4 separate regions of the Mus musculus genome follow, and regions 2, 3 and 4 are each linked to region 1. Evidence: chromatin loops called from intact Hi-C (ENCODE). Cell type or tissue: heart. All regions are shown on one strand.

Region 1 (8,000 bases):
CCTACCCACAAAGGGTCAATGGGAGAAAAAAGCATAACTACACAGCGAGGATCTATTGATCACTACACTGAGGTTATCATAGTTCCTTAACTTGTCCCCAAACCAGGAACCTTAACTTGTCCCAAAGCCGGGAACCTTTCGTTATGTGCCTGCTTCCTGGCAACTTTATGCTCGCCTCTATTTTATCCGAGGTCCTTCCCAAACTCCTGGGGTCGCAAGTTTCACTCACTGTGAACTTACCCTGCCGGCAACCACTGACTGCTGAAAGTTCTGAACTCGGTGGGGGAGTCGGTTCCCCGTACGGGCCACCAATTGTCGCGCCTGCTCTCGACCAGCAAGAACGACGCGACCACCAGTCCTTCTAACAGCAGTTTATTCAGTCTTCATCTTTCTTCTTTCTCTTCATCAGTACCGTTCCCAGCTGAAGAGTTCTGAATCCACGCCGGATCCTTCTCAACAGTCTGTTTTACGGGAACCTTTATTAACCACTTCTTCCCCGTGTTGCAGTTCTGAATCCTCCCTGTAGCAGGGGGTCTTCGCTTGTGCCTGAAGATGTTTCTTGTCCCGGGTTTCGGCACCAACTCTCGAGCGCGCCCCCAACTCGCCAGCAAGAACGACGCTGCTACAGGATCCTTCTGCACACATTTATTCAGTCCTGTTTCTTCTTTCTCCATATATCTCCCTTGTTTATATCTCCCTTGTTTATATCTCCCTTGTTTTTATATCTCCCTTGTTTTTATATCTCCCTTGTTTTTATATCTCCCCTGTTTATATCTCCCCTGTTTATATATCTCCCTTGTTTATATATCTCCGCCGAACCCTGGGCCTCTCACTCTTTTATACTCTCAGTTCCCATCCACGCACAGCAGGCCACGCCACCTCACCAGGCATGCAGCTTCAGCTAATCAGGGCAGCAGGGGCATATCTCCATCAAATTGGATTCACCTGTATCCTGGTACACCTGCGCAGCACTCAAGATGTTTGTGTCTTATATGAGGAAGTCAGGTGCAAGTCATATGACTTAGCTGCAGTCCCTGGCGCCTTTGGGACTGCCGCCACACCCGCTCCCCACAGCAAGGGGCTTGCAAAGTAATGTTCTAGTGTTATTTCTCTTTGAGTTAGAGAACAAAACAGGGTCTGGCTGCTAGAGAGAAACTCTGTCTCAAAAGACAAACACCAACACCCATCCCCATCCCCCAACCTCTCCCCCACGCCAAAACCTCTCCCCCACGCCAAATTCAAACCAACAAAAGCAATGAGGAGCTGGGGAGCTGGATCAGTGGTTAGGAGCATGCACTGTAGCTGGATCAGTCGTTAGCAGCATGCACTGTTCTCCGGTGGGCGTCAGCTCTGTTCCTTGGATCCCAGCACCCACATCAAGTGGTTCTGGCCTCTGCAGGCATCTGCACTTGCACACACATGCCCACGTACACATGCACACAGACATATAATTAAAAGGGGGGGGGGCAGCAGTTGGAGGTACAACCTAGCTCAGGTAAGGCCCTGGGCTCCATCTAGCAACTCATTAAAAAACTGTTCTATGAAACAGTCAAAAAAATAAAATAAAATAAAATACGAATCTTCTAAGTGGTGTGGTGGTTCATATCTGTCAATCCAGTACTCATGAGGTGGAGGCAGGGGGATCAGCTCAGTGTCAGCCTCTGCTATGTGGTGAGTTCAAGGCCAACCTGGGCTTCTTGAGAGCCTGTTTCAACAACTCTCAAAACAAAACAAAAGCCTCAATGATCATCCTGACAAGAACTTAGTGTGGGAAGGTGGTGGACTCGGCCAGTCTGCATAGGTTTCTAGCTCTCTCTCAACCTACCCCCTTTCATCTTCTCTTGACTCCTCCACTCACAATCAGGAATGTATTCTATCCTAAGAGCCCGGGAAGATGTTTCAGATAGCTCAGAGAAACCTAACTGCAATTTCTGAAATGAAAAGTGGAAGGAATGCCAAGACTTCTCAGCATCCTGAATTTGTGGGAGTCGGGGTGGGGACAGGGACAGGAGTGCCCACAAGCCTGACATTGTGATAATACATGAAACTGAAAAGGAATAGTGGTGAGAATAGCTAAGAAACTGGCGGGGAGGGAAACAGGATGGAACCTAAGACACATATGCATATCTGAAAGCTGGAGAGATGGCTCAGCGGTTAAGAGCACAGGTTCCTCTTCCAGAGGACCTGGGTTCAATGCCCAGCACCAACATAGCAGCTCACAACTATCTGTAACTGCAGTTCCAGGGGATCTGACATCCTCACACAGGCATGAATGCAAGCACAACAACAATGCACATAAAATTAAAAACAATAGATAGATAGATAGATAGAAAATCAACTTTAGATTTAGGGCTAGGGTGATGGCTCAGTGGTTACAATGCTTGTTCTGTAAGGGTAAAGACCAGTTTGGATCCTCAGAACCCACGAAAATACAGGGCAGATGACTAGCTGTGCTCACAGTGGAGAGCTCTGGGTCTAATTGAGTCACCCTGCCTCGACACATGAGGTAAGAGAACAGCAGAAGCCGTCATACACATGCATATGGGCACACATTAGTACACACATGGAAATGGAAAAAATAAGATTTCAGATTTCCATTTTTTTTCCTTTTTTGGATGCTTAGCCAATCACGGGAAACTAACAGACTTGGTATGGGGGAATGGGGAACAATAACAACCTAAACATGTGGGGGTGGCTTTGGAATTGAGTGATGTGTAGAGAAAGGAGTTTTTTTCTAAAGTGCTCAGCAATAAGAGCCCATTGCCTGGCAGAGACTGTTGATAGAAATATGGATTAAAAAAAGATTTATTTATTTATTTATATAAGTACACTGTAGCTGTCTTCAGACACACCAGAAGAGGGCATCAGATCCCATTACAATGGTTGTGAGCCACCATGTGGTTGCTGGGACTTGAACTCAGGACCTCTGGAAGAGTAGCCAGTGCTTTTAACCGCTGAGCCATCTCTCCAGCCCAGGAATATGAATTTTAAAAGGCACCACATAGACTGTGCTTGAAATGTAGTGGGTCCTGAGTTCATTTCTCAGCACTACACAATAAAATATAAATTAAGCAAGAGGTAAAGAGACATATAGGCCCAGCACTCGGGAGGCAGAGGCAGGCAGATTTCTGAGTTTGAGGCCAGCCTGGTCTACAAAGTGAGTTCCAGGACAGCCAGGGCTATACAGAGAAACCCTGTCTCGAAAAAAAAAAAAAAAAAAAAAAAAGACAAACAAAAAAGAGACAGATAGGCAGGCAGGCAGAAGCACACTAGCACACGCGCGCGCACACGCACACGCGCGCGCACACACACACACACACACACACACACACGAGACTAGGTGTCTAGATGTCCCTGCATCTTAGAAAGTGGAGAAGGGAGGATCACTTGATCCCAAAGTTTAAGACCATAGGAAGTCTGCAGTGTGGAACACTAAAGGATAGTAATCGGAGTAATTTTATATAGTACTTCCTGGGGAGTGGGGGTGTCCATTAATATAAAAACAGCACCACTAGCTTAAGACCATTATCCTAATAAAAAGAAAATGGGGGCTGGAGAGATGGCTCTGAGGTTAAAGCACTGGCTGCTCTCACAAAGGAACCAGGCTCTTCCCATCAGCCATACTGCAGCTGACAACCTCCTGTAACTTCGGTTCCAAGGAATCTGACACCCTCTTCTGGCCTCTGTGAGTACCAGACATGCACATGGTGCACAGACATACATGCCTTGCAAATAAAATAGTTGAAAAAGTTATTTTAAAAGAAAATGTGATCTTCATTACCACAAATCTACTAGAACCGGCATTACATTGTAGCTAATCATATCTTTTTACTTATTATTTATGCACTGTTGGGCATGGAAGCCAATGCCTTGAAAATGCTAAGGGCTCCAACTTAAAAGTTAAATACAACCTCAGCCCTACTAAGAAACTTCTTTTCAAACGCAAAAAGTAGCTGGGCGTAGTGGCTCGGGAGTCAGATTCCCAGCACTTAGCATGAAGATTGCTGAGAATTGGCCGCCGGTGTGAGCTACAAGTCTGAGGCCAGCCCCTCCTAATTCTTAATCAAACTTCAGGTGTCTGCCTATAAGTCCCCGTGATTCTTAAATTTCGAGACAAGATCTATGTTGCCTGGGCTTGCCATCAACAAGTAGGCTCAGCAATGCTGCCTCTCGCCCACTAGAGATTTCTGTATTCCTCTAGGTAAGTTAAATCCTATTTATAGGTTCACAAAACATGCTGTTTATTAATTTGAAGCACTTCTTACGATTTTATTAGTTGTTTATAGTCTTCCTACTATGGAACTTCTTTATTAAGGCATAGGTGGTCGGTTTATGGTCATCAGTCTCCTCTATTCACTACCTTTCATGGATCAGCCATCCTCCTCATTCATTGTCTCGTGTGGCTGTCACCCTCCTCCGCTCCGCGCCCCTCGAGATCCACTCCCTCCTCACTCACTGTCCCCCCCTTCTCCACTGCAGCCCCTCCAGGTTGTCTCCCTCATCATTCACTCTTCCACATGGCTATCAACCTCCTCCATTCACGGTCCATAGGGTCGTCTCTCCTCACTGCCCTCAAAATTGTCACCCTCTACCACTCATTGCCCCTGAAGGTTGTCACCCTCTTACACTCTCAGCCCCCCTCGGGGTCGCCTCCCTCCCTTGCCGGGGTCTTGAGCCTCAGCATCCCTGCACCCTCCTCCCGGCCCTGTCACCTTGGCGGGCTGACCCATGGCTCCCCACGCCGCTGACTCCGCCTCTGAGGGCGCCCCCTCTTGGCAACCAATCAGGGCCGGGGCACAGCTGGCGACGCTCCGCATAGCAACCAATCAGAATGCAACATGTCCTTCCTAGCCCGCCTTCCCCGCAGGAGGAAGTTCAGGCGTTTGCTAAGCAGAGCTAAGTATAAAAACGCGAGAAGCCGCGGTGCCAAATTACGGACAGGAGGACGGAAGTAGCTGAGAAGCCATGTTTGTTAGGGGCAGACTTCACTCCGCCGCGCCTAGCGTGCCGCTCGCGCACACTGTTTGTTACTGGGTGGCCTCGGAACCTGCTCGTTTTTTATCTCTTGTTTAAGGGCGTGGGCGTCTCTTAAGTGTCTATATTATAAGGTTTCCGGGCTGTGACTGTCTCCTTGGGAACGTAAGCAAACAAAAGCTAAGTCCTAACAACCACAGCCCATACATATCAGAACGCTGACTCCAGAACGTTCTGTTTGTACATTCTCTTAATTATTCCCCCCAAAGGTGCGGTTGAGTTGCCTGCTCAAGTTCACACCCTTGATCCCAGAGCCTCCTCACCTTCTGCATTATTGCCCTACTTATCTTGCCCCGTTCTTTGGTTTTGCTGAGGTAGGAAATAATTTATTAGAAGCTTCATAGTAATAACCATAAAACATTTATATACATTTTAACTTAGTACTTGCAGGCATGGATAAAAATTTCCACCTTGCTCCTGTTCCGCAATCATTTGCGTTCAACATTCCTGTAACATTTTAGGCTACTTTTAGGTAAAACTGACTGTTTATTAAGAATCAAAGATTCTTAATCTTTGATTAAGCTGAGTGTGGTGGGATATACTTGAAAACCCAGTATTTGGAAGGTAAAGTCAGGAGCATCAAGAATTCAAGGACAGCCCTGGTCTAGACTATATGAGACTCTGTGTCAATCAAAAAACAAAAAGGAAAAAAAAATTCTGCTTTTGAGACAGGGTGTCACAGTAACCCTGTCTGGTGTGGAACTTGTTATATAGATCAGGCTGGCCTCAAACTTTGAGATCTGCTGCCTCTGGAGTGCTGGAATAAAAGTTGTCACCACCAAACCTGTACTCGTCCTCAGGAATGCTTTCTACCTTGTTCAAAACCTAGAATTGGCCCAGAACTCACTGGTTAGGCTAGACTGGCTGTCCTGGTCTCAGAGATCTTCCCATCTCTACCTCCCCAAGGCTGGGATTACAAATGTGAAATACCATGCCTAGGGAGTCTTATATAAGAACACAAAGATAATTGTCAACTTTTAAAAATTGTTATTGATGGCTGGAGAGCTGGCCCAAAGCCTAAGAACACTGCTGTTCTTTCCAGAGGACCTGAGATTATTTCCCAACACCCATATGGCAGCTAACAACTGCCTGAACTCCAGTCCCAGGGGATCTGACACCTTCTGGCCTCCAAGGACACGGTATACATACACATCCAGGTAAACACTCATACACTCATAAAAATAAAATCTCACTAAAAATTTCTTATTGAGGTTTTATTTATTTATTTATTTATTTATTTATTTATTTATTTCAGGACAAGGTTTCTCTGTGTAGCCCTGGCTGTCCTGGAGCTCACTCTGTAGACCAGGCTGGCCTCCAACTCAAAAATCTGCCTGCCTCTGCCTCCCCAGTGCTGGGATTAAAGGCGTGCGCCACCACTGCTCGGCTGCAGAAGTGCTTTTAATAGAACCAATGAAATCAAGTGTAGTGGCTATTGTCTTTCATCCAAAACAATAATCAATTAGATGATCTTATACTGTGGTGGCTTCTGTAGTACTATAGATCAATTTCTTAAAAAAAAAAAGTAATTTGTAATAATAACTTCTGATTAGAAAGTTAATGAAAACCCTTCTATGTTATTTAAAAATATGGATCCTGTGGCTGAAGAGATGGTTCAGTGCTTAACAGCACTTACTGATCAGCAGGGGACTGGAGTTGGATTCCTAGCACCTTCACAGCAGCTCACAACAGGCTGTAACTCCAGTTTTGGGAGATCCAGTACTCTCTTCTGGCCTCCGTTGGCTCCTACATGCCTGTGGTGCCCATAATGTCATGCAATTGTATACATATAATAGATAAAATTTTAAAACATAGTTCTACAGTGCCCAAATGAGATCAGAAGTGAGTCTTAAGCCAACATGATAGTTTCTTCAGCTGTTCCAGAGATGAAGGGAAACGAGACAGCTCACACTCTTTACTGATCCGGTGGTGGGAACTGAACTGAAGAAACGCCAGAACTCAGTGGAAATTCCAACTGTTCATCATGTAAGTTCCTGGAGCTATGTGGCAGGCAGGAGTATGCCCTCCAAAAGATGTGTGCACTCAGGTGCCCAGAACTTCTCATTGCCTTGCCTTGCAGGAATTTGGCAAGTGAATTAAATATTCTGAGATGGGAGACGTTTCATGTACGGTCTGGTGAGCCTAATGAGTCACATTGAAAGTGGAAGAAGGAAAAGAGGGAGATGTAAAAAGATACTCCTCTGCTGGTTTTGGAGATGAATAAAAAAGACCCCCCAAAAACCGAAGGGAAGCACATGATCTTGGAAGCTGGAAAAGACAAGGGAGTGGACTGCCCTCTAGAGCCTCCAGGGAGAATGCAGCTCTGCTGTGACCAGTTTTCCCTTGGTGGAAACAAATCACACTTAGGACTTCCAGAATGCCACCCAACCGTCATCCAAACCAGAATCTTGTCCCTTTGCTGCCTCATCACCTCCCTCCTCTCCTCTCTAGGGCCCTGTTGTTACACTGGGTTCACCCAGATACCCCAGGCGCCTACCTACTTCAGGATCCTTGATTTAATCACACCTCTAAAATGCTCTTTACCTAATAACATGTTCACAGGACCCAGGGATGGGGACATGGGCACAGTCTACTCATTACATCCGGTTTGCGTGAAGCCAGTCAGTAAGCTTGAAATGGAAGTAAATGAAGGAGGAGAAACAGACAGGACACAGTCACGCAGGTTCCTATCGGTCAAGGAAAGGACTTTGGGTATCATTTTGGGATAGCATGCTCTGAAATAGTACCAACAGGAGACTGACACCATGGTTTACACTTTACAAACATCCTTTTGGCTGTGTGCAGAGACAAGAGTTCAAGGTCATCCTCAGCTAAATAGCAAATTCAGGTTCTGCCCGCTACAAGATGAGATCCTGTCTCCAAAAGATAAACATACCTGAGGCTCAGCTTTAAGTGCAAAGTACATGCTACATAAACATGAGGATTGATCCTCAGCACCACAAAAG
Region 2 (8,000 bases), 73 kb before region 1:
AATCACAAAGGCCAACTAAATTTACTGTAAAAACAGTGGTGAATCTTCATTACCTTGCAATGATGCAGATGGACTTTGCAGAACATTAATTTCGACTTCTGAAGGAGTCAAACTTTAATGATGGAGACATTCTGCAAAATGTATCATTAGGTGATCTCCTCACCATATGACTATTATAGAGTATACTTTACAAAAACCCAGACACTACCACATTCTTGTGGTGTATATTCTCATATAACTCCTCCTACAAGAAAATATAGCATTTAAAGAACTGTCAGGGCTGGAGAGATGGATGCCTCAGCAGTTGAAAGCAAATACTGCTTTTACAGAGGAATCAAGTCTGGTTCCTAGCACCCAAATCTGGTGGCTTAAACTGCCTGTAGCTCCAGGGGATTCCATTCCCTCTTCTGGATTCTACAGACCCTTAACTGATATGTAGATATTCACACCTGGACACATAAATACACATAATTAAAAATAAAAAACAGAAATCCTAATTTTTTTTAAGAAAAGAGAAACTATGGACTGCAGAGATGGCCCAGTTGCTTAGAACACCAGTGGCTCTTGTGGAGAATCTGAGTACAGTTCCCAGCACCTACGTGGTGGCTTGGCTCACAATCATCCATAACTCTAGTTCCAGGGACTCTGACACCCCCTCGGAGCTCCATGGGCAGACACCAGACACACACACGGTATACATACATACATACATACATACAGGCAAAACATTCTACCGAAAATTAAATCTAAATCTAAATTTTAAAAAAATTTTAAAGAAAGTGAGGGACTGGAGAGATGGCTCAGCAGTTAAAAGCACTGACTGCTCTTCCAGAGGCCCTGAGTTCAATTTCCAGTAACCACATGGTGGCTCGGAACCATCTAAAATGGGATCCAATGCCTCTGGCATACAAGAGTATATGCGAATAGAGCATACACATACATAAAATCCATAGATAAATTTTTAAAACTTTTAAAAAAGAGAAACTTCTCTATCAATAACATGTGTGAGGGTTCCTTTTATTGATTCAGAAAAAACACTGAATATGGACCCTACACATCTAAACTCAGAACATTCTCTCAAATGTGTACTCTTCCCTTACTATTGCTAGGAACAGCCATAAAAAGTCAATGCTGTTGACTAGAAAAATCATACTGTGGCATATAGTTTCACTATTTGTAAGTCATAGATGAAAATATAAAGATAAAATGAAGATGGGTTAGGGCTCCAACTGTCTGACGGAGAACACATGAGGCCCTGGCTCAGTCTCACCCCAAAACATCAACAACAAAGACAACAGAAACTTCATGTTCATAGAAAACACAATGCTGTTCTCCACCTCGATCTTCCTGAGGCAATGCAGCAGTGCACCGCCAAGCCAGGGCTTCTGCACACTGGGAAAAAACTCTTATCAACCAGGCTATAGAAGTCATCACTGTTTGGTTTGGTTTGGTTATTTGGGAGGTGGTAATTTTTATTTTTTGAGGGGGCTGTTTTACTGGTTGGTTTTGTTTTTAAATAGGGTGTCATGTAGCTCAGGCTAGACTGGAACTTGATAAAGCAACCAAGCAAGCAAGGCCTCACATATGCTAAACAAATTGACAACTACAGTATATCCTCGGCCTACATCTCCCCCCAACCCTTTTGAGACAGGGTCTCATTCTGTGGCTCTAGCTGGCTTGGAACTAGGTATGTAGACCAGGCTGGCCTTAAACTTAGAGATTCACCTGCCTCCTGCCTCCCAAATGCTGTGATTAAAGGTGCATACCAGTGCCTAGCCCACACCTGCATTTTAATATACAGTTTTATCATAGTTGTACTTCTAGAAGGAAGTCCAAACAGCACCACATATTATTACTAATAATTCTTCTCTTGTCAACACTATTTAGTCAATAGTGTATTTTTTTATGATAAACACGCAGACAAAACAAAAATGTTGGAAAGGTACTTTATTTAAGATATTTCTTTTTTTCTACCCATCAACTCCATTCTTTTTGTGGTACTGAAGATGGAAGACAGAGCCTGGTACACACATACTAGGAAACTATACTACCATAGCCACATCCCTGCTCTGTTAAAAATGAAATAAAATAAAATGGCTAAAATATCCAAAACAAAAGAAATCTACTAATTTACCTTGTTATCTTTTGGGTCTCATATAGTTCAGACTGGCCTTACGTTTGTGATATATAGGCCAAAGACGGCCTTACACTCATGATCCCTCTGCCTCCACCATTACAGGTGTTGGTAGTAAGGCTCCCACTATCATACTGCTTGTGGTGATTGAATGAACGACTTCATGTCAACTGACCCACATTCCCTGCCCATCTTTGGGGATCGATCTCTCTCTCTCTCTCTCTCTCTCTCTCTCTCTCTCGTTACTGTTTTGTAATTATGTGTATGTGTGTGTATGTCACCTGTATTCTGGTGCTCCATGAAGACCAGAAGAGGGCATCATATCCCCATTACAGACAGTTGTGAGCCATCAGGTGTGGGTGTTAGGAACTTAACTCCAATCCTCTAGATAAGCAGCAAGTGCTGGTTTAACCACAGAGCAGAGATTTTTTTTTTTAATACAGAAAATGTTATTACAAAGATTATTACTGAAACAGAACTGGAATCACACTATCAATAAAAACACTGCATCAAAATCTAGTTCAGGAGAAAAATAAAACACCATCTTGTTGAAACCATTCTTCCTGTCGCTTTAAAACCTACTGGGATTTTTATTAAGCTGACAAATGAAACCATAACCCAATAATCGTGGCCTTAAAAAGTTACTCATTAACTTTTAAGTAGGATGCTATGAATGAACACTTCCTGAAGTTCACCAGCCATTTTTCCAAGTGAAGTAGCCCTAGGGGTCTGGGGAGGTCCTTACTTGCTACATCGATACTACATAATGAACTTCATGCTCAAGCTTAAGAGAGAAACATTTCCAGGTTTTGTTCCCTTCCACAAACAGAATTCAAAAATCTCTCTGTGCTTAATATGTGTCTAATGAGTATGCTGGGTAAACTGTGATGTTTAACCACCAAGGCGACATTAGATCCCCTCCCCTAAAGTTCAGAGCTCTCTCTCCCTGGCTCATAGAGATCCAAGACTGACCATGCCACAGTCCCTCCAAAGCCCACACACATCTTTACTCCTACTACATAGAAAGCTAGACCTCAAAATGCACCCCAAACATCTTTCTCAATTATTTTCAAAGAAAAGGAGAAATCAGGCCTGCTGAGAAACAGAAATCTGTAAGCCAACTTCTCTCAAAAATTTCACATCTCAAAGGTACTATCTGCTATGCTGGCTGGCAATAATGACCAACTAATTATTAATAGTTTACATGGGGATGGGGGACAGAAACTTGCTAGGCATTCTTTCCAATAGTCCTTTATCTGAGTCAAGAAGCTATGTGCCTCATCTTACTAGTAGGAACAGTTCTGTGTGGTGTTTTAAGATTCATTCATTATATCAATATTTTACTAAGCAAGGGTCCTTTAAGAGCATTTAATTTTCTTTCTTTCTTTCTTCCCCCCCCCCCCTCTTTTTGTGGCGGGTGGGAGTACTGGGGAACTGAACTACTCTGGGCCGCCTCCTACATGCAAGGCAAGTTCCCTACCACTGAGCTGTACTCCCAGGCCCAGAACGTCTCAGTGCTGCGCTCTGCACATCACTACCAAACTCCTCCAGGAAAGCTCGGCAGTAGCAATCACTGCCGCTAAAACGGAATTCCCAGGGTTGCCTGAAATCAGCCGGCACCGGGCTGCTCCTCAGCTCGAAATGCGGACGTCAGCGAGCCGCTACCTACCACACCCGTTAGTAATGCTCACCACCGTGGCCGCGAGCTCCCGGTGCAACAACCTGTAAGAGTCGCCGCAGCGACTGCGAGGCAGTGGCCCGGCTTCCTCTCTCGGGGTCCCAGGCAGGCCGGGCGGGAGTCGGGGTTCGGGAGCCCAGCCGCTCCGCGCCGGTCCAGACTGGCGGGGCTGCGGACTGGGGGAGGGGTCCGTAGCGCCTCCCCCATCGGGAAGGTGCAGGCTACGGTGAAAGCTGGCCTCACGGAGAATGAAGAGAACCATACGCCGGTCCTCGCGTGAGGACCTCGCCCAGACTGGAAAATGGAGCCGCCGCAGCCTCAGTCAGTCCGCAGCCCCAGTCTGCTGCCCCAGTCCGCAGCGCGGAGAGGCCCGGGCCGCGCTCGCCCTCAACCTTCCGAGTGGCGACCCTACACTTGGCGCCTCGGGCGGCGGGGCCAACGTGGGGCCCTCTCCCTCACTCACCGTCGCCTTTGTCTCCGCCGCCTGCTCCAGCCGCGCGGCTCCGAGCGCCGGCTCCGAAGCTTCCAGGATCTCCACACACCAAGCAGCTGCGCTCCCCGCTTCGGGCTCCGCCCTCCCGCCTAGGCTCTGGCGCGCAGAGGCGGAGCCACAAGCGGTGTGTGCGGCTGCGCGGCTACGCCCCCACTACAAGGACACGCCCTGTCCCCCCCCAGTAGGCGGGCTGGTAGCTGTGAGGCCCCGCCCAGTGAGGGAGTGGCGAGACCTAGGGGATGCTAGGCGCGCAAAGAGTGACCGCTGGGTGGGCTACGGGGAAGATGGATGCCGCTGCCTCGCGCCACAGCACCTTCCTGTCCGGATCCAGCCGTAGACGTGCCCGGGCGAGCAAGGCGCTGCTAGGCAGAGCTGGCCAGCACCAGATGTCTCTCACGCTCAGATCACGTTACTTTCAAGGAATCAGAATCACTGACTCATTGGAGAGTCAAGAATATCTACCTGGCATTTGAAAAGTTCGTCTCTGTGACTTCTTGTGGGATCGTTTTTTTTTTTGGTTTTTTTTTTTTTTTTTTTTTTTTGGTTTTGCTTTGACGTTGTTTGAGGGAGGGCCTTTTTGTAGCCCCAGAGTGGCCTCAAACTCACTATATAGGTAAGGATGGCCTGGATCTTGTGATCCTCCTGCCTCCGTCTCCCAAGCGCTGGGATTACTAGTGTATGTCACAAGCTTAAGGACTTTTGGAGTAGAACCCTGGCTGACCTGGAACTCACAGCAGTCCTCCTGCCTCAGCCACCACATTTTATGACTACATTAACTTTACACTTTAGGCACCCAGAAGCAAGAAACAAATGGACGCCTTCCCACTGAAATCTAGCCACACATACTCAGACAGGGAGCTGCATGACCATCACTATTGATAGGAAATTTCTAGCTTGTTCAGTGACAAAACTGGAGTACTCCTTGGTTCCTCTTATTCTCAATTTCACATCCATTCTGTCCATAAGGGTAATTGGCGTGGTTCTACATTCAAACAAAAAGAAAATCAGACTGTTCATCTACATTGTTTCTGTCATCCGTGGTCCCAGTCACACTTCAGTGGCTTTCTTAAATGACCTCCCTGACCACCATCAACAAACTGTGTTGTCAAAACAAGAGGGAGAATATCCTCCCGCAAGGAGAGTCAGCTCATGTCTCATCCGATCAAAATCCACCAGTGTTCCCGTTACTGTAGAAGATAACATCTTTACAATGGCTGACAAAGCCTCTGAGATTTTTTTTTTTCCCTATAGGTCTCAGAATTCATCTCCAGTCTCACTGGTGCTTGCAATGTCCAGTCTATACTCAGGGACTAGGACATTCTCTAATGTCTGCCTTCTCCCCTCAACTCCACTCAGATCTTCTTTAACAATGATGCGTAGCCTAAACCCACTTCTTTACATTGCTACAGGCTCAATCCTTCCCCCATCTATCTGCCCTTGTTCTCCTGTTCCCAGAACAGTCTGCACAATTTATTCTGTTAATTTTGCTCCTGTCTTCCCCACTAGAAGCTGGGTGTTTGGGTTGGCTGGATTTGATTTCTGCAGTGCTGTAGGTGAAACCCAGGGCCTTGCTCTGGCTTGGTGAGTACCACACACATGCAGACCTTTGAGGCTGGGGATAACTGTTCTAATCAACTAATCAGTCCCAAGTGCCTAGAGGAAATGAAAAAAAAATTAAATACCCCCAAGATGTTCAACAACAAAAATAATCAATTTTATTTTCAGTTTCCTCTTGATTCCACTTTCTGCCAGTCAACCAACCATTAGATTTTAACCTACATCAGACCATAAACATTTGGACTTCTCAGTTCTTTTGTGTACAGTAACCATTTACTTGATGTTTGATGCAATTTTTGACCAGTGACATCCCTGTACCCTATTTCACTGAGTAAGAATAATGTGATAGGGTAGAGAAAATTTGATATAGTACTTAAAGGTATGCTGTTTTGAAAAAACTTTCCTAAGACCAAAAAAAAAAAAAAAACCAAAACTTCCCAAGTGTCATACATTGCTTGCATTGTTCTTTGACATGCAAATATGGTCACCTTAAACAATATTTTCTACCACTTATCCATAAAAGGTAGCAATCCTTACGGGAATTGTTACACATTATTTAATATTCTATAAAAGTGTGCATCTGGGTGATGGTGGCCTATGCTTTTAATCCCAGCACTTAAGATACAGAGGCAGGTGGATCTCTATGAATTCAAGGCCAGCCTGGTCTACAGAGCAAGGTTTAGGACAGTCAGGGCTATACAAAGAAATCCTGTCTTGAAAAACCAAGTAAATAAATAAGTGTGTGTGTGTGTGTGTGAGAGAGAGAGAGAGAGAGAGAGAGAGAGAGAGAGAGAGAGAGAGAGAGAGAGTTGCCTGTGTGAGGGAGAGAGGGAGAGAGAGAGAAACTGAACAACATCTAATTTTGGTTGCTAGGACCATTCATATTCCCTTTTGTTAAGGGCACAATTCTATTCAATTAGATGGGTATTGTTTTATTGCTACAGCTGTTGTTGTTATGGGTCCTTGTCATAGGGTCTCTCTATGCAGAGATTTGACTGGCCTGGCACTCGCTCTGCAGTCTAGGGTAACCTTGAATCATGGCAATCCACCTGCCTCTGCTTCTCAAATGTTGAGATTACTTGCATGGGCCTAGCTTAGATGATACTATTGTTTAACAGTGGATATACATGATGGTTTGCTCAATATTGTATTAGTAGCAGTCTCTTTACCTATTTGATTTATTCTTTATGATTTAAAACAAAGCTACAAATTATACCTTATGATTCAGATTTTTTTAAAAATAAAGTTTTAGGCCAGCCACAGTGACAACATATCTTTAATCCCAACAGATCTTGTGAATTCAAGGCCAACCTGTTCTACATAGTGAGTTCTAATATAACCAAGGCTATATAGTGAGACCCTGTTTGGGAGGAAGGGTGGAAGGGGCCAGTGTTAAATTTTGCTGTTCTTCACAAAAATCATTTACAATGGATTTTATCATGTCAAAATATAGTTTGTCATTATGATAACACCAAACACTGAATTTTCTAGAGTCAGAGACAGGATGTGTCTTCACTGTCTTTAAGACTGTTCCCATGTACAGTCTTGTTCCCAAAGAAGGACAGGGACAGAAAGCAGACACCACTGTTGATCACTGCACACTGGCCTGCCTCTGAAGATACTGATAAGTACCATAGTTGGTAAAGTACAAAAAAAAGCTGTCTCAAGCACTTCCTAATCCATAACAAGTGGTAACACTAAGGACAGCAAGAAGCAACATGTTGGTCTAACCAGCTCCTAATCTCTTCTGAGCTCACATAGCTGCTGCAGTGGCCTGATTCTGCAATTTTGCTAAATTGAATAAATCTTCTTTTGAAGATCTCAAAGCAGGGGCTGGGGAGAATGTTCAGTCAGGGAAAGTACTTGATGTACAGTACAGTACAGATGGACTGAGTTCCATCCCCAGCCCCCATGAAAAAAGCCTGTAATTCCAGCACGGGGAGGCAGAGGCAAGAGAGGATCCCCAATAAGCCTGGTTGGCAATTCCCAGACTCACTGAAAGAGAGACCCTATCCTTAAAAGCAAGATGGAAAATGATAAAAGATATGTGCTGTCAATCGCTGGCCTCTATATAACACACATGCACACACTGCAATGCACACCCACACATGCACTCACTGTGAATGCATAGCCACACA
Region 3 (8,000 bases), 57 kb before region 1:
CAGCATGTACTTTAAAATTTTATTCAGTGTGTGTGTGTGTGTGTGTGTGTGTGTGTTCTAGCATTTGCTTTCTGTTTCTGCATTTTTTTTTAAAATTCTACTTTAGGGGAGGAAAGTGTTCATTTCAGGTTGTACTTCCGGATCACAGTCCACCACTGAAGGAAATCAGGACAGGAAGTCCAGGAAGTGTTTCCCTGGACCAGGAAACTCACTCACAGCTAAGGCAGAGCAGAGGAACTGGAGGGTCCTACAGGCTCAATCTCATGGTTAGGTAGACCCTGCCTACTCTTTAAACTAATTCTTTGAGCATCTCATAAGACATAGTTGATCCCGGGCTGGTGAGATGGCTCAGTGGGTAAGAGCACCCGACTGCTCTCTTCCGAAGGTCCAGAGTTCAAATCCCAGCAACCACATGGTGGCTCACAACCATCTGTAACAAGATCTGATGTCCTCTTCTGGAGTGTCTGAAGACAGCTGCAGTGTACTTACATATAATAAATAAATAAATCTTAAAAAAAAAAAAAAAAAAAAAAAGAAAAAGTTTTAAAAAAAAAAAAAAAAAAAAAAAAAAAAGACATAGTTGATCCCATCCCCTCCTCCTCACCCCTCCCAGATCCACCCTCACCTCTCTAACCCTCAACTTCCCACAACCTCTTGTCTTTTTTTTTTTTTTAAATGACCCATGAACTCAAAAGTGTGCTACCCATACAAACCTGGTGTGAAGTCATCCACTGAGGTATGACTGACCTGCCAGGAGCCACATCCTTAAAGAAAAGTGATTTTCTTTTTCCCAGAAGTCAATCATTCATTCAGCTAGCTTTCTTATACAGCCCAGGACCTGTCCATTGTGTGGCCTTTCTATATCAATTAAGACAATGTCTGGGGCTGGTGAGATGGCTGAGCGGGTAAGAGCACCGACTGCTCTTCCATAGGTCCTGAGTTCAAATCTCAGCAACCACGTGGTGGCTCACAACCATCCGTAATGAGATCTGATGCCCTCTTCTGGAGTGTCTGAAGACAGCTACAGTGTACTTACATATAATAGATAAATTAAAAAAAAAAAAAAAAAGGCAATGTCTGCCAGACAAGTCCACAGACCCGAGTGGTAAAGACAATTACTCAACTGAGACTTCTTTCCCTGGGTGACTCTAGGTTCTGTCAACAGTGAATGATAACCAAGACAGTGTATATGTTCATGATGCAGCGGTGTGTCATGGTACATATATGGAGCTTGTGGGAATGAATTCTGTCCTTCCAGGGCTTAACTCAGGACAGCAGGTGTGGTGAAAACTCCTTTTCCTGCTGAGCCATCTCATTCGCCCCATGTGCTTTTGTTTTGTTTTATTATTTACAACATATCTCAGTTTAAAGTAATTATGTTCAGGGGTTCAATGGCAACATGAAGCTATGGGCATGAGATCAGCCAATTCAGTATTAGACATTTAAAGAAATATTTCAATCAAATCTCTTCCATTCTTCATTAATTATAAAATAAGTATACATAAAGGAAAAGAGAATAACTACAGATATATGAAAATATACATACATATACATTACACTCTGATAAAGACCAAACTTAAGAGTTTTTTCAAGCCATTGGTTCTTAGTTATAAAGACTCACACTTCAATCAGGGGACCAGGGTATAAGCAATACACTGACTTCTGATTTCAAATTTCATAACATAAAGAAATAAAAGCAAAGAAGAGTGGTCCCCAGAAACTATGAAGTCTCACGGGAGAACATATACTGGTCTCTAAAATAACTACTTGTTGACTAAACATTTATGATCCTCACAGACCTTGAAATAAACTCTTGAGAGCCCACATGTTTGTTTTTGTCTCAATCAATATAACTAGTGTGCAAAACTAAGGTCTGAAAATAGTGAAACAAGAATGCACTACAAACACACTCATTATTGTGTTTGTTTGTTTGGTTGGTTGGTTGGTTGGTTGGTTGGTTGGTTGGTTGGTTGGTTGGTTTTTGAGTCAGGGTCTCTCTGCATAGCCCTGGCTGCCCTGGAATTCACTATGTAGACTATGCTGGCCTCAGATTCACAGAGATCTGCTTGCCCTTGCCACCTGAGTGCTGGGATTAAAGGTAAGTACCACTGCCCCTGGCCACACTTATTATTTCTACATACACACACATTTCTGGGATTCACCAGATGTGGCAGCACATGCCTATTATCCTAGCACTAGAGAGGGCAGAGGCAGAAGGATGGAAGGTTTAAAATCAGTTTGGGCTACATATTAAGACCCTGTCTCACATACATACATACATACATACATACATACATACATACATACATCCCATACATATAAATACTCTTTGGTACTTCAGCTAAACCTAAGGCCCCAAGAGACCTTCAAAGATGATTCAAAGTAATCTTTCTCCCGGTGACTCAGGTAGAAAAAATAGGTCACATTCATATATGTATAGGCAGGACAACGAAAAAGCCCGTGAGAGATTTCCAGATAATATAGCCTTGAACTTGTGAAGAATTCCCTCACCATGCCTCCTGAGTGCTGGGAAATCATGTGTGCACCACTACACAGGAATAGTCTATAGGTCTGCGAGATGACTTGGTAGGTAAAGTTGCTTGCTGCCAAGCCTGACAACCTCAGCTACACCCAGGACCTGCAAGGTAGAAAGACAAGTTCATCTTCCACAGTGGTTGTCTGACATCCGTGCATGCACTATGGCATGAGTACACACCAACACACACATTCATGCATACAAAAGTAAGAAAGAAACGAAGGAAGGAAGAAGAGAGGAAGGGAGGATATGTCTGGAGAGATGGCCCAGTAGTTAAAGGTGCACACTGTTCTTCCAGAGGACCCAAGTTCAGTTCACAACACCCACATTAGCACCTCACAACCACCTGTAACTCCAGCTCCAGGGAATCTGATATTCTCTTCTGGCCTTCACAAATACCTGCACACTCACACACACTATAGGTGAGGAGGGAATTCCAGCCCCAGGGAATCCAACATTCTCTTCTGGCCTTCACAAATACCTGTGTGCGCATGCACACACACACTCACACAAAGAAGAAGGAGGAGGAAGAGGAGGAGGAAGAAAAGGAGGAGGAAGAGGAGGAGGAGGAGGAGGAGGAGGAAGAGGAGGAGGAGGAGGAGGAGGAGGAGGAGAAGAAGAAGAAGAAGAAGAAGAAGAAGAAGAAGAAGAAGAAGAAGAAGAAGAAGAAGAAGAAGAAGAAGAAGAAGAAGAAGAAGAAGAAGAATTTTAAAGGCTGTTCTAGCAGGGTCCAATTCAATTCAATAATGTTTGTTGTCTATTGTATGAGGAGTGGAGAAATCTGAAGATCAATAAAAGGATCAACACAGCATCTATGACCTCCTCACCCTACTCCTGCCCACTCTGCCTCTGAGGTCTTCTCAGGCTCACCCCTTGGACCACAAATGTCTTGCCTCTTAACTGCTTCTAACAGCTCATTGAGAAGACAGCTCTTGGTCTTGACTGTGACTTCAAGCCAGCCTTCCCAGGGATGACTAGTCACCCTCTGCCCTTGGCTCTGCAGCCTCCTTCCTCCCAATCAGTCAGGAAGCTGCTGAATCAAGATGTTGCAACCGCAGCTTCCGGCTCCACAATGCTGTGTGAGGAGGAAGTTGCTTTGCTAAGTATTCTAGTCAAAGTTCTGATGAAGAACATTGGACTCCAGTTCTGAAAGTCCAGAAAGGATTCCTAAAGGACAGGATGCAATTTAGAGGAATTACCAAAATGGGGGTGGAAGTCTTTAAGTGTGGAAGAGCCATGTGTCAACTCAGAGAGCCATGAGAAAATGTGATGAGAGTTAGTGACTGAGTGCACGGTGTGAAGTGTAAAGTGTGTGTGTGTGTGTGTGTGTGTGTGTGTGTATACAGGAAACAACGCTGGGGCTTCTGAGACAGAGATCAGATTATACTAAGGTGCCTGAAGTTAGCTGGAGAGAATAAATGAGTCAGGCACAAAGACCAAGTGAGTCAATGATGTAGCTTGGAGGTTGCAGTTTAGCTCAGTGGGTTAAGTGTCTGCTATATAAGCACGAGTCAGGATCCTCAGCACACATGCAAAAGCGAGGTGCTGTAGGAAGTGCCTCTAACCCCAGTGCCAGGGACAGAGAGAGAGATCCTGGGTCATGCTGGACAGCCAGGCTAGCCAAAACAGCAAGTTTCAGTTTCACTGGCAGCCTAATTAATAATAATAATAATAATAATAATAATAATAATAATAATAATAATAATAATAAATTACTAAATAAATAAAAAGGTAGAGAGCAATAGAGGAAGACATACATCCAACCATCAATTTGAACTCACACATACAGGCACCTGCACACTCCTGTGCTTAAATACACTGACAACTCATAAACCAAAGAGAGTGACATTTATGGAGTCAGGGTTAATGTCTCATACATAACCTTTGCACTCTAAGTTTGTATTGCTTCACATATTTCCTTGATAAGCTCCACGTGGCACTCATTCATTAATGGTGGAATTTGAGAGCTCGGAAGGGACGTCGTGGCTATGTCTGCTGTTCTGTTTCCTCGGCGGTTCTGCAGGTTAGTTTCCTTCTGGTTTATGTCTTCATCTGTTCACGGTCACAGTAGAGATCAAACCCAAGGCCTGATCTCAGTACAAACTCTTCTACCCTAGGCCTGAAGACTCATCTTTCCTGCTTTATTTATGTATTTATTATTAATTTTGGATTCAGGGTTTCATGTAACCCAAGCTAGCCTCTAACTTGTTGCATAGCCAAGGATAACCTTGATTTCCTAATCTTCCCGTGTCCACCCCCTGAGTGCTTGGATTACAGATGTGCACCTCTGTACTCTGCTCTCTGGCTTGTTTTGGCTAATCTGAACAGTTTGCCATTAGTTAGGATTTTCTCCTCGTGAACAGTAATGGTGCACACAAGATGCAGCCAAGACAAGGTAATTTCCATACCATATTCTGTTGCTTGTGAATGTAGTCTCCCACACAACCTTTTCCTTTCTTTTTTTCATGTTTCCCTTCTGCAAATATTCCATTCTACTAAAAGGTAAGGCAAATACAGTGATATAAATGTGGGAATCTGGCTGGAGATACAGCTCATGGTTGAGAGTACTGGATGCTCTTTCAGAGGACCTGGATTTGTGTCCCAGCACTCACACAACAGCTCACCACCACCTGTAACTCCAGTCCCAGGGCATCCAACGTCCTCTTCTGGCTTCTGTGGACACAATATACATGTGATATACACACATATAAGCAGACAAACACTCGTGCACATAAAAGTAAAAATAAATCTTTTAAAGACACAATGGACCAGTTCTGGTTTGTTTTTTGTTTTTTGTTTTTTTTTGTTTGTTTGATTGATTTTTTTCATCTTAGAACCTCTTAGAAGACACTTTGAGAAAGAAAATGAACTCATTTGATCCGATGTTAACAGTTTTATAGTTTTGCTGATTCCTGGGAAATTTTTAAATGGGGAAAACACATAAGTTTTCATGAAATTGGTTGTCTATACTAGAAAACTCCTCTCCACAGGAATTTCCTGACTTCGGGGGGATGGGGGAGGAAGCCGCCTACAGAAGCTCTCAACAGAGCTTCCTATCCTAGGTAAGCCCTGCCCAACATTCTTTTGCTTATCAAGAAATTATTTCAATTCTACCTTCATTTTTCATTAACTGACAAGCTGTAAAACAATAAATGAGATATATGACGAGTACAACAAGTGATTTAGTTGCTAAGAATGTCCAGAGAGTTGGGCGTGGTGGCACATGCCTGTAATTCCAGGATTCAGGATGTGAGACCAGAAGGGTCACTCAGAGGCTAGCCTTGGCTACAGGGCTAGCGAGATGGCTGGCTCAGTGAATAAGAGTGTTTTGTAACTGCAGCTCCAGGGGATCTGATGCCTTCTTCTGTCCTCTATGGGCACCTGCGCAATTTGTGCATATACATACGCACACACACACAAATAAAAATGTAAAAATCTTCCAAAGCCCAAACAAGTAGCTACATCATATTAATACTTTCTTAGACTTGTTTCATGTGGCTCTACTGTGTCTATAAATTCTTTTAAAGTACATTTTAGGGACCTATGGATGGGGATCAGTTGGTGGAATGCTTGCTGAATATACAAAGTCCTTGGTGTGACCCCAGCTGCCTCTAAAAGCAGACATGGTAGCTATAGTGGTTTGGATGAGATTGGCACCTGTAGGCTCATATCCTTGAACAGTTCGTGCCTAGCTGATGGAACACTTTGGGAAGAATTAGGAGGTGTGGCCTTGTCAGAAGAGGTGTGTCACTAGCGGGTGGGCTTTGAAGTGTCAAAAGACTGCAACCTTCCCAGTGTGCCTCTCTCCCTCCTGCTGGAGGACTGAAATGTGAGCTCTTGACTGCTGCTCCAGCCACCCTATCTAATGCTCGCTGACACAATTCCCCACCATGATGGACTGTAACCCTCTGAAACCATAGTACCAAGCCAATGCTTTCTTTTATAAGTTGCCTTGGCCATGGTCTCTTGTCACAGCAACAGAAGAGAAAATAATAGTCGTGCATGCCTACAATCCCAGCACTCAAGATCTGCAGCCAGGAGGGATCAAAAGTTGAAGGACGTTGGGTGCTGGGAACAGAACTTGGGTCCTCTGGAGGAGCAGATTATATTCTTAAGCACCCTAGCCTTCTCTTCAGCCCCGTTCTTCTCCTTTTTTACAGCTTGCATTAATTCAGTATACATTTTTACAGTCGATTACGTATATACACGTTTTGATTTTATTTGTTGCTATGTTGTGAGACAATGTACTTCATTGCTCACAGAGTCCTGGAGCTCACTGTGTTTCAGCAGGCCTCATGGGAGAACACATGTGGCAATCTGCCCGGCACACGCTATTGTTAGCTGCAGCTAACATAATTTAAGCTACTCTCTTAAATTGTTGAACATTTTGGGTTTTTTGCAACTGTTTTGACACCCCACCACACACCCACCCACTCCAGTCTCATCCAGAAGAGATTTGCAGCTCAAAAATTCCCTATGTTCTACATACCCAGCCCTTTCCCTCGCCCTCCCCACCGTCTCTGGAAAGCACTGGCCTTCCTGTGTCCTCAGCTTAGCCTCTTACCAGATTGACATGGAGCCAGAGTCTCATAGTTTGATTTCCTGGTTTGCTTGTTTCACTTAGCAACACATACTCAAGCCTCCTGCATGCCTTTCCGTATCCTTTGAAAAGATGGGTTTATTAAGTATATGCTCATTGCTTGGGGGTTTTTGTTTTTTGTTTTGTTTTTGGGTTGTTGTTGTTTTTGTTGTTGTTGTTGTTGTTTTGTATTTTTTGGTTTTTGGTTTTGGTTTTTGGAGGGAAAGGCATGTACCATGGTATGCTTTTGAAGGTAAGAGAAAGAAAGAAAGAAAGAAAGAAAGAAAGAAAGAAAGAAAGAAAGAAAGAGAAAGGAAAGGGAAAAGAAAAAAAAGAAAAGGAAAGAAAGAGAGAAAGAAAGAAAGGAAGGAAGAAAGGAAGGAAGGAAGGAAGGAAGGAAGGAAGGAAGAAAAGAAAGAGAAAAAGAAAAAGAAAAAGAGAAAGAAAAAATACTCAAAGTTTTTTTTTTCTTTCTTTCACCATTTGAGTCCCCAGGATGAAACTCAGGTAGTCAGACATACTGACATACTGACACTGACGTACTGACATCCAGCTCTACCTGCTGAGCCATCTCACCAGCCCTCTCATTTCACTCCCAGGAAACTGAACTCAGGGCCTTGCAAGTGTTTCACCACCGGAGTCCCAGCCCCAGCCCAGACGGCTCAGCTTTTAAGTGTTGCTTTCATCTCTATGAGAAGTTCGGGGCTCCCTTCCCCTCACTCCAGATCCCAGGAAGAGTGGCTCAAGGTCTTTCTTAGCTGCATAGTAAGGTTGAGGACATCCTGAGGCACTTGAGACCTTGTCTCAAATCAAAAAAGAGTGACTACTAATAGTACCACTGAGTGTAACGTGCAGTTTAAGAAATGTTTATTATGAAGCCCTTTA
Region 4 (8,000 bases), 300 kb before region 1:
AAAATTTTGAAGCAGTTTCTCTCTTAAAATTGAGTTGATATCTTTGAGTTCAATAACTGCTTCTTGGGTAGTGTTGTCAAGATTACATGTAGCAAGGATAGTAAGCTAAGCATTTTTCAAGGTCAGCTTTGCTGCTGCTTTCTCTCTTGGAAAAATATGCTACTCCTGAGCTGCTTACCTTCCATTATCTTGGAATTTGTCACATATATACTTTTATGATTTTCTTTCATTTTTGTATTTTCATTTACAAGAGTGTATGCAGCTCCTGTTCTGTGTTGCATGAAACTCATTTTGGAAACATACATAAAACGCTCCAGTATAGAAATAAAGTGATCTTTTTTTACGTTCAAAAGGTAATTTCATTAGATTTGGGTGGGAGGTGGTTTACTGTTCCACTCTGGCTGGCCTTGAATTAGATCCACCTGCCTCTGCCCATCTTGATTGCTGGAGTTAAAGGTGTGTGCCACAATGCCCTACTATTCAATTTTATTGAATTTTGTTTAGGATTTTTATTGGAAATTATTATTTGTTTGTTTGTTTGTTTTAATGTATTTATTTTTATTTATATGAGTTCACTATAGCTGTCTTCAGACACATAAGAAGAGTGCATTGGATCCCATTACAGATGGTTATGAGCCACCATGTGGTTGCTGGGAATCGAACTCAGGACCTCTGGGAAATCAATCAGTGCTCTTGGCCACTGAGCCGTCTCTCCATATCTTACATGTTATAAAATTGTAATTCTGAGTCTCCTTGTGAAAGTATATGCTACTTGTTGCTTTATTTAGACCCTGGTTCCAGTTCATTGGTAAAGTTTTGTAATTTGCCTTATAAATGACTTAGAATTTATTCTGAGTAGCCTTTTTTTGACAATAGTATCCTTCCCCTTCCTGTGTATTTAATGTAGAGGCAGTATTTTACTTTGATATATAATTTTTATTTCATACATATGAGCATTTTTGTCTACATGTGTGTATACATATATATTGGTGCCAGTGGAAACCACAAGAGGATGTCAAATCCCCTAGTCCTGGAGTTACGGAAGGTTGTGACCCACCATGTGGGTACTGATACTCAAACCCAAGTTTTCTGCAAGGGCAAAAAGTGCTTTTAGCCACTGACACTACACACACGTGGTTCACTTACACACACACACACACACAAGAAAAACAATAATAAGTAAATATAAATAACTTTTTAAAAGCCAAATTTTCTAAAGTTCTAACAACTGTCTAGGCCTCTTATGGAACAATAAAAAAATTATTCACTAAATACGAACCTAAATGAAAGATCATCTCAGATTATTAAAGGACACAGTATTATAAACAAATCATTTCTTACTTGGGTCTATTTCGTATGTGCCTTTATTTTCTCTAGCTATTTCCCTGAAACCATTCAAAATTTAAAAGATAAGGCTCAGAGTAATCAAGTCTGAGTTAAGCTAGTAGACTATACAGTAGATCAGTTCCTATTGCTGATAGGAACTGTAAGCACTATAACAACTCTCAGACCCATCACATATCTCTGTGTCACCGTGCTAGTGTCTTAGATCTCAAATTTAAATGTACGCTACAGGGTTTGTCTTTGTGTCTCATGTGTTTGACAACTTTTTTTAAAATTGACCTTTCTAAAGCTCAGTTTTTCTTTTATTTCTTCTTAGTTTTGATTTGCGTAGAAATCTTTTTCTCAGATGAAGCATATGGAATACTTAGCATAGACTTTTTAAGGCTTATTTTTTTAATTTTTTATTTTTTCCAGAAATAACTAATCTGGCGATTCCATTTTTTAAAAACATCATTTTATTGTCTATCTGCATTTCTTCATTACTAAAATGTTTTTTGTTTCTCTATGTTATTTAGTATAATAATGTACTTTTATAAAACATAACTATACTATCACATCTTGAATATTTTTCTTTCAATTTAGTCTTGTTTAAGTGTTTAGAATTTAAGATTAGGAAAATATCTTACATAAACAATTATGGGGACTAAGTAAAGAAATTTTGGAAAAAGTTGTACACAGAATTGAAATGAGATTTGTCATATATGAGCAATTAAGAAGAACTCATTTGTTTTTGTTAGAAAAATCTCAGTAAGATGATCAGAATTTCTCAGTTAATGTCTTGGAGCTTTTATTTTTCCCATATTGACATACGTTATAACTTCTGCTAAAGAAATTGTTTTTCTGTTTTTATAGTTTTGGTAAGCAGTTTGGAGGAAAAAGAGGATGTGATTGTCTTGTGTTAGAACCTTCAGAAATGATTGTGGTAAGATGCTGAATTGCTTTTTTGTATGCTTCAGTTTCAACTCTAAATGTGGTAGGCTTTCAATACTCAAGAAAGTTTCTTTTCCATGGCCTATCCTATGATGATATTTAAATAACATCAGAACCATATAGCACCTTTATATATTTTTATCTCTGACACTTCTGTTGTGGTTGAAATGATGTCTAAAATGATAATAGAGGTAACATGTCCCAAATTTGGTAACTTTCTTTACCTGTTCCACCAGAAAATTAAAAAGTAGGCTCGGGGGAATGCGGAGAGGAAATATGTGTATCTCTGTCTGTGTGTCAACGAAGTGGGGAGGCCTCTTTAAAGGGACATAATTTTTTTCCAGTGTTTTTTCCTTTGCCAGTAATGGAGTCAGTAAACTTCAGATGAGCTGAGGGGAAGAGCTAGAGAAAATAAAGGCACATAGGAAATCGGCCCAAGTAAAAATAGTTTGTTTCCAATACTTGTACTCTTTAATAATTTGAGATAATATTTCATTTAGACTTGTGTTTAATGAATATATTTTTATTTTCCATAAGAGCCTAGATAGTTGTTAGAACTCTAGAAAATTTGGCTTTTAAAAAGAGTTATATTTATATGTATGTATATTATGTATGATTGTTTTTCCTGCATGTGTGTAAGTGAACTACATGTGTGCAGTGTCCACAGAGGTCTAAAGAGGGTATTGGCTGCCCTAGAACTGTAGGTGGTCAAACTGCAGTGGATAACAATGTGCTTTAATACTTAGTGCACATGCAAGAGGTATATAGCATGTTTATGTATCAGGAAAAGTCAGGAAGTCATTTTAGGCTACAGTCATCTTACATTTGCTGTTTGAAACGTGGAGCTGTTATCTCTTTTTTGTAAAGGGAGTTTGTTTGTGATGTTGTTGTTGTTTTAGAAAATGTTTAAAAACCAAGCTAAGCTCTGGCTACTGGTTGTGCTTAAGTTCCTTGAGATCCCCTCAGTGAAATGCATGCCAGCATGTTTAAAGCCCAGAGTTTATTCTGGCATTTTACCATGTCCTTTTTATTTACTAAGACTTAGAAATCGTTAGCTTACATTTTCATGTACCTATTAATTTATCACCAGGTTGTTTAAGTATTTGACTGGTGGGAGGGTTCATCAGGTAAAGGTCCTTGCCACCGAGTCTGACAGCCTGCTCTCCAGAAATTGTTCCCTGACCTCCACCATTGGTGTGGAGTGTGTGGGTGGGGAGTAAATAATGTAAGAAGATGTTAATAAAAAGTGTTTAAGGATTGTTAATTTTTGGCTGGGTGGTGGTGGCGGCCCACTTAATCCCAGCACTCAGGAGGCAGAGGCAGGCGGATTTCTGAGTTCGAGGCCAGCCTGATCTACAAAGTGAGTTCCAGGACAGCCAGGGCTATACAGAGAAACCCTGTCTCGAAAAACAACAACAGCAACAAAAAACAAAAACAACAACAACAAAAAAAGAATTGTTAATTTTTAAACGAGTAAACTTAATGTGCAACTAGTTACAAGCCAGACGTCATGATTCTCGCTTTAATTCAAGCACTTGGCCAGGAGGTGGCAGGATGAACATGATTTCAAAACCATATGATGAGTCAGGCGGCATGGGTTACTTAAGACTTTGTCTCAAAGAGAAAAAAAGAAGAGGAAGAGAGAAAAAGAAGAAAGAGGACTAGGGTGAGGAGACATATATTACTAGCCAGAATACTAACTAACATACATACATACATACATACATACATACATACATACATACATACATGCATACAGAAAATTACTGCCTAGAATTTTAATGTGCACATTTAATGTATTAAATATGCCTTTAAAAAATATTTAACAATGAATTTCCCTTTATACCTCTTTATCATCTTTTTCCCCTTTAAGAAACAAAGTATTTTCATTAGCTGGCAACAATGTAAAGGAAACATTTAAGAGAATTTAAAATAACCCAGGACCCAGATCAAAAACACTCCCATTGGCGAAACCTAGGGACATTTGGGAATTCAAATAAAAATTTATAGTGGTGATGGTGCCTTCATATATCATACAAGTAGTTAAAATCTTGATGATCTGAAGAAATGAAGAAGGATGATGAGCTAGCACTCCTTGATGGTAGAATGCCAACTAACAAATGGTAAGGAAACACTTGGCTTACAATTGGTAAAACTAGGGAGGCTAATGTTCAGTTAGGCAACAGAATACTTAGGACATCACAGAGGATGTTCCTAGCAATTATTTATAAAGGGGACATTACTAAATTTCTGATGTTAAAATATGGCAGATTTTCATCAGAATAGTAATTACTGCTACTGCTATTTTATATATACACACAAACTAATGGGATATTACTCCTGTTGTGACAACACTGAGAAGAAGAAAGGTCATGACTAGAATGTATTCTTGTTCAGCATTCATACTTAAACAAAAGTCACAAATTATCAGACAAATTAGAGAATGTTCTACAAATTGATGAGATCTCAATGACAGGAGATAGAACAGTCATGGAACCATTCTAAAAGACATAAATATAGCATCTAATGAACATAATGGTTGTTTTTCTTTTGACTACTGGACAGTGGAGAATTGTAAATCCTGTTAGCAACATGGCATACAGGTAAGATACTATTGAAACCTTGATTTTGATAACTGTTTTGCTAATATGAGAAAGTTCAAGGGATAAGAAAATGCATGTTGATAAATTTCATGAGAAATAGACAATGTCCCTCCAGTTACTTTTTAGAACTGTTTTTGCTGATTCATCTGTGTTTATAATGCTTTATTAATTATAGTAGAAAATAATCCAATATTTCAGAATGTATTAAAATGTTGAGAATTCATTGAAATATTTGATCTCTAGTAACTTCAAGGATGATTGGAACTACCTACAACCAGACACCTTTTTCTTCATTGGATGTGTTAGCTTAGTTGGTATCTTTCAAAGCAAAGATCACTTTGTTGCCATGGTTGTAAATGCCTGTAGTTCCAGAACCTGAGACAGGTGAAATGCTGAACTTTCAAGGACAATGTGGGTCATAGTGAGACCCTCTCTCATAAGCAGAAAAAAAAACAATTTATCTTGTTTTTAAGAGGTTGTGAATCTGTTATCTAGAATGCATTTCATTACAGTCACAAAGATTTCTTTTCCCTTTAGGAATTTTTAGGTTGAGACTATACTTTAAAAGGTTCTGTACATGATTTTTATTTCATTTTATTTTTTTATTTTTGATTTTTAAATATAGTTTCTTCCAGGTAGAAAGATAAGGACAGCTACTTAACAGCCTATGACCCAATACATTCTTGGAGTTAGACCAGTTTTTCTTAAGAGAGAACAACTATATGAAAGGCACCCATGGTGTAACTTGAAGACTTCATCAAAAATTAAAAATAATGATAAAGGGTTTTATTAGCAGGCAGTCATTGGCATTGGAAAGCATCTAATAAAATTGGAACTTTTGTCTTTGCTGGGAGTGTGAGGTGCTGCCACCAGTTAGAAAAATGGTTAGGTAGGTCAACATATTACCCATTCATTTCACCCCTACATATATAACATCTGGTAAACGGATGTACACATTATCCATAATTTCCCAGAAATAGAAATAGCATAAATATCTGCAACCTGAATAAACCTTATTCAGTGTCCATAAGATGGAATAGTACTCTGCTTTATATAGAGTGAGCTGTCTATTCTTCCATAAATTAACAAACCTTGAAAATACTCTGTTAAGTGAAAGAAGCCAGAAGGGGTGAGGTAGTGGTGATTGGGATGTAAAGTGAGTAAATAAATTAATTGATAGAAAAAAATATTGTGTTGAATGCAAAAATAAAAAATGGAAAGAAGCTAGACAACAAAACCATCAGTTATATTACTTCATTTATATAAGTTATGTACAATAGGACTCCAGGTGGTGGCACATGCTTTTAATCCTAGTACTCTGGAGACAGTGGCAGGCAGAACTCTTGTGAGTATAAGGTAAGGTTAGGCAGGTCTACTACATACATAGTGAGTTTGATGCCAGCGAGGGCTATATAGTGATACTCTATCTCTGTGTGTGTATCTGTGTCTGGTTTTTTTCTTCTCTGTCTGTATACCTCTGTGTGTGTGTGTGTGTGTGTGTTGCAAATAAATATTATATTACAGGAGAGAAATTGAACTAATAGGTAAAATTGAGATTAGTAGTTACCTTTTATAGAAAGGACATAGAGATGAAATACAGACAGATGCTGAATTTCTTTAGGGTGGTAATAATGAGCTAGACCTAGAAAGTGGTGACTGTTAAAGAAATTCATGTCTATACAGAAAACCACTGAACTATGAGTAGGTTTTTTTAATATGTGAATTTTATATTAATAAAAAGAAACAGGAAATGTCATAGGTGGTTTGACTACAATGGTAACTAGAACAAGACTACAGTACTTCCGAGTACCAAGGGAACTTTTTAAACCAACAAAGAATACACATTTTAGGGCTGGAGAGATACTCAACAGTTAACAGTTGTGCTCTTGCAGAGGACCCAGGTTCGATTCCTAGCACCCACATGATAGCTCACAACCTGTTATTCCAGTTCTGTTGCATGTTTTTGATTTCTACAGGTGCAGCCATCGGGCCTACACTTGTAAAGCATATATACATGCAGACAAACTCCCATACACAAAGAATAAAATAAATCTAAAGAAAAAGAGTACTCATTTCAGAGAAATAAATATAAGAAATAGACCTATAACAGTGAGGCTTCATTTATGTCATAGAACCATGTGCAGTAAATAAAATGATAAGTATACTGCAAGTGCATATATAATATGTCCCATAAATAAGTATAATTGTGTGAATAAATAAGTATAATTGTGTGAATATTCCAGGAATATTGCAAGTTCAAGGTCAGACACAGATACAGAGCAAGAATCTGTCTTGGGAGAAAAAATAGTTTAAGGAAGAGAGATATATGGCTTTGAATATCAGGAGTAAGAGTTTAAATTTATCAAGGGTAGGGAGATGATGCTGATTAACAGTACTGGCTGCTCTTTAGAGAAGCTGAGTTCAGTTTTCAACACCCCAGTTCCAGAGGGTCCAGTGCCGCTTTCTGGCCCCTGCAGACACCAGACGTATGTAGTGCACAGACATACATGCAGAAAAAAAACCTATACACATAAAATGAATTTTTAAAATTTCAATAAGTATGGTAAACATTGGCTGTCCATTGTCATATTAGGACACCTGACAGGATGATTATCTTGGTAGCTTATCTGACTACAGTATGTGATTGGAGAACATGTCTAAAGCAACAGGATCACTGTTGATGTATTATAAGACTGAAGTGATTAAAACTCAGGTAAGGGATGGTGATGATACTGTTAAAAGAAAAGGTGGCTGGGCGGTAGTGGTGCACACCTTTAATCCCAGCACTTGGGAGGCAGAGGCAGGTGGATTTCTGAGTTTGAGGCCAGCCTGGTCTACAAAGTGAGTTTCAGGACAGCCAAGGCTACACAGAGAAACCCTGTCTCAGGGAAGAAAAAAAAAAAGAAAAGGTGTTAGGAAAGGGACATGTACAAACAATATTGACCTCCTGAGAAATGGATCTGGTCTTTGGAAGATGAGCATGGAGCTGGAAATTGATTGTTGACTGAATTGCTTAATTCATTGCCTAAAGCATATTTTGTGATAGCAGAGAGATGTGATATTAGTAGGAAAAGTAGTTGTAGAGGAAAAAAAATAATTTCTATGTTAGGTTAGTTATAAAGT

The links. A loop is a pair of places that touch in the nucleus more often than their neighbours do. Peaks named below come from ENCODE experiments on the same cell type or tissue, not always from the same donor. Only the 100,000 strongest peaks of a DNase experiment are listed, where the experiment ranks them.
Region 2: it touches region 1 in a loop (4-fold over the local background); 22 of 42 quality-filtered maps call a loop at or near these places.
Region 3: it touches region 1 in a loop (4-fold over the local background); 3 of 42 quality-filtered maps call a loop at or near these places.
Region 4: it touches region 1 in a loop (5-fold over the local background); 10 of 42 quality-filtered maps call a loop at or near these places.

What each region holds. Positions count from the first base shown.
Region 1 is chr11:54,855,840-54,863,839 of GRCm38, forward strand. Lyrm7 (LYR motif containing 7) reads right to left here and starts at 4,758. Exons shown (of 5, transcript NM_029327.5): 1 at 4,713-4,758. The coding sequence starts at 4,730. It overlaps Gm31490 (a long non-coding RNA gene), which reads left to right and starts at 3,975. Exons shown (of 3, transcript XR_879859.2): 1 at 3,975-4,201; 2 at 6,077-6,191; 3 at 6,910-7,020. In heart, CTCF peaks have their summits at 3,683 (motif pointing left) and 4,777 (motif pointing left); DNase peaks (open chromatin) are centred at 4,822, 6,382 and 7,482; H3K4me3 peaks cover 1,838 bases; H3K27ac peaks cover 2,764 bases.
Region 2 is chr11:54,783,285-54,791,284 of GRCm38, forward strand. It overlaps Cdc42se2 (CDC42 small effector 2), which reads right to left and starts at 4,419. Exons shown (of 6, transcript NM_178626.3): 1 at 4,276-4,419. In heart, CTCF peaks have their summits at 2,448 (motif pointing right), 3,616 and 4,573; DNase peaks (open chromatin) are centred at 3,797 and 4,437; H3K4me3 peaks cover 2,088 bases; H3K27ac peaks cover 2,266 bases.
Region 3 is chr11:54,798,433-54,806,432 of GRCm38, forward strand. No RefSeq gene overlaps it. Among named protein-coding and RNA genes, the nearest start is that of Cdc42se2, 15 kb to the left of the region's middle. In heart, no CTCF peak of the experiment used is centred here; DNase peaks (open chromatin) are centred at 3,579 and 7,079; H3K27me3 peaks cover 313 bases.
Region 4 is chr11:54,559,129-54,567,128 of GRCm38, forward strand. Rapgef6 (Rap guanine nucleotide exchange factor (GEF) 6) reads left to right here. Exons shown (of 29, transcript NM_001252494.1): 5 at 2,197-2,266. Among named protein-coding and RNA genes, the nearest start is that of Rapgef6, 40 kb to the left of the region's middle. In heart, a CTCF peak has its summit at 3,816 (motif pointing right); no DNase peak of the experiment used is centred here.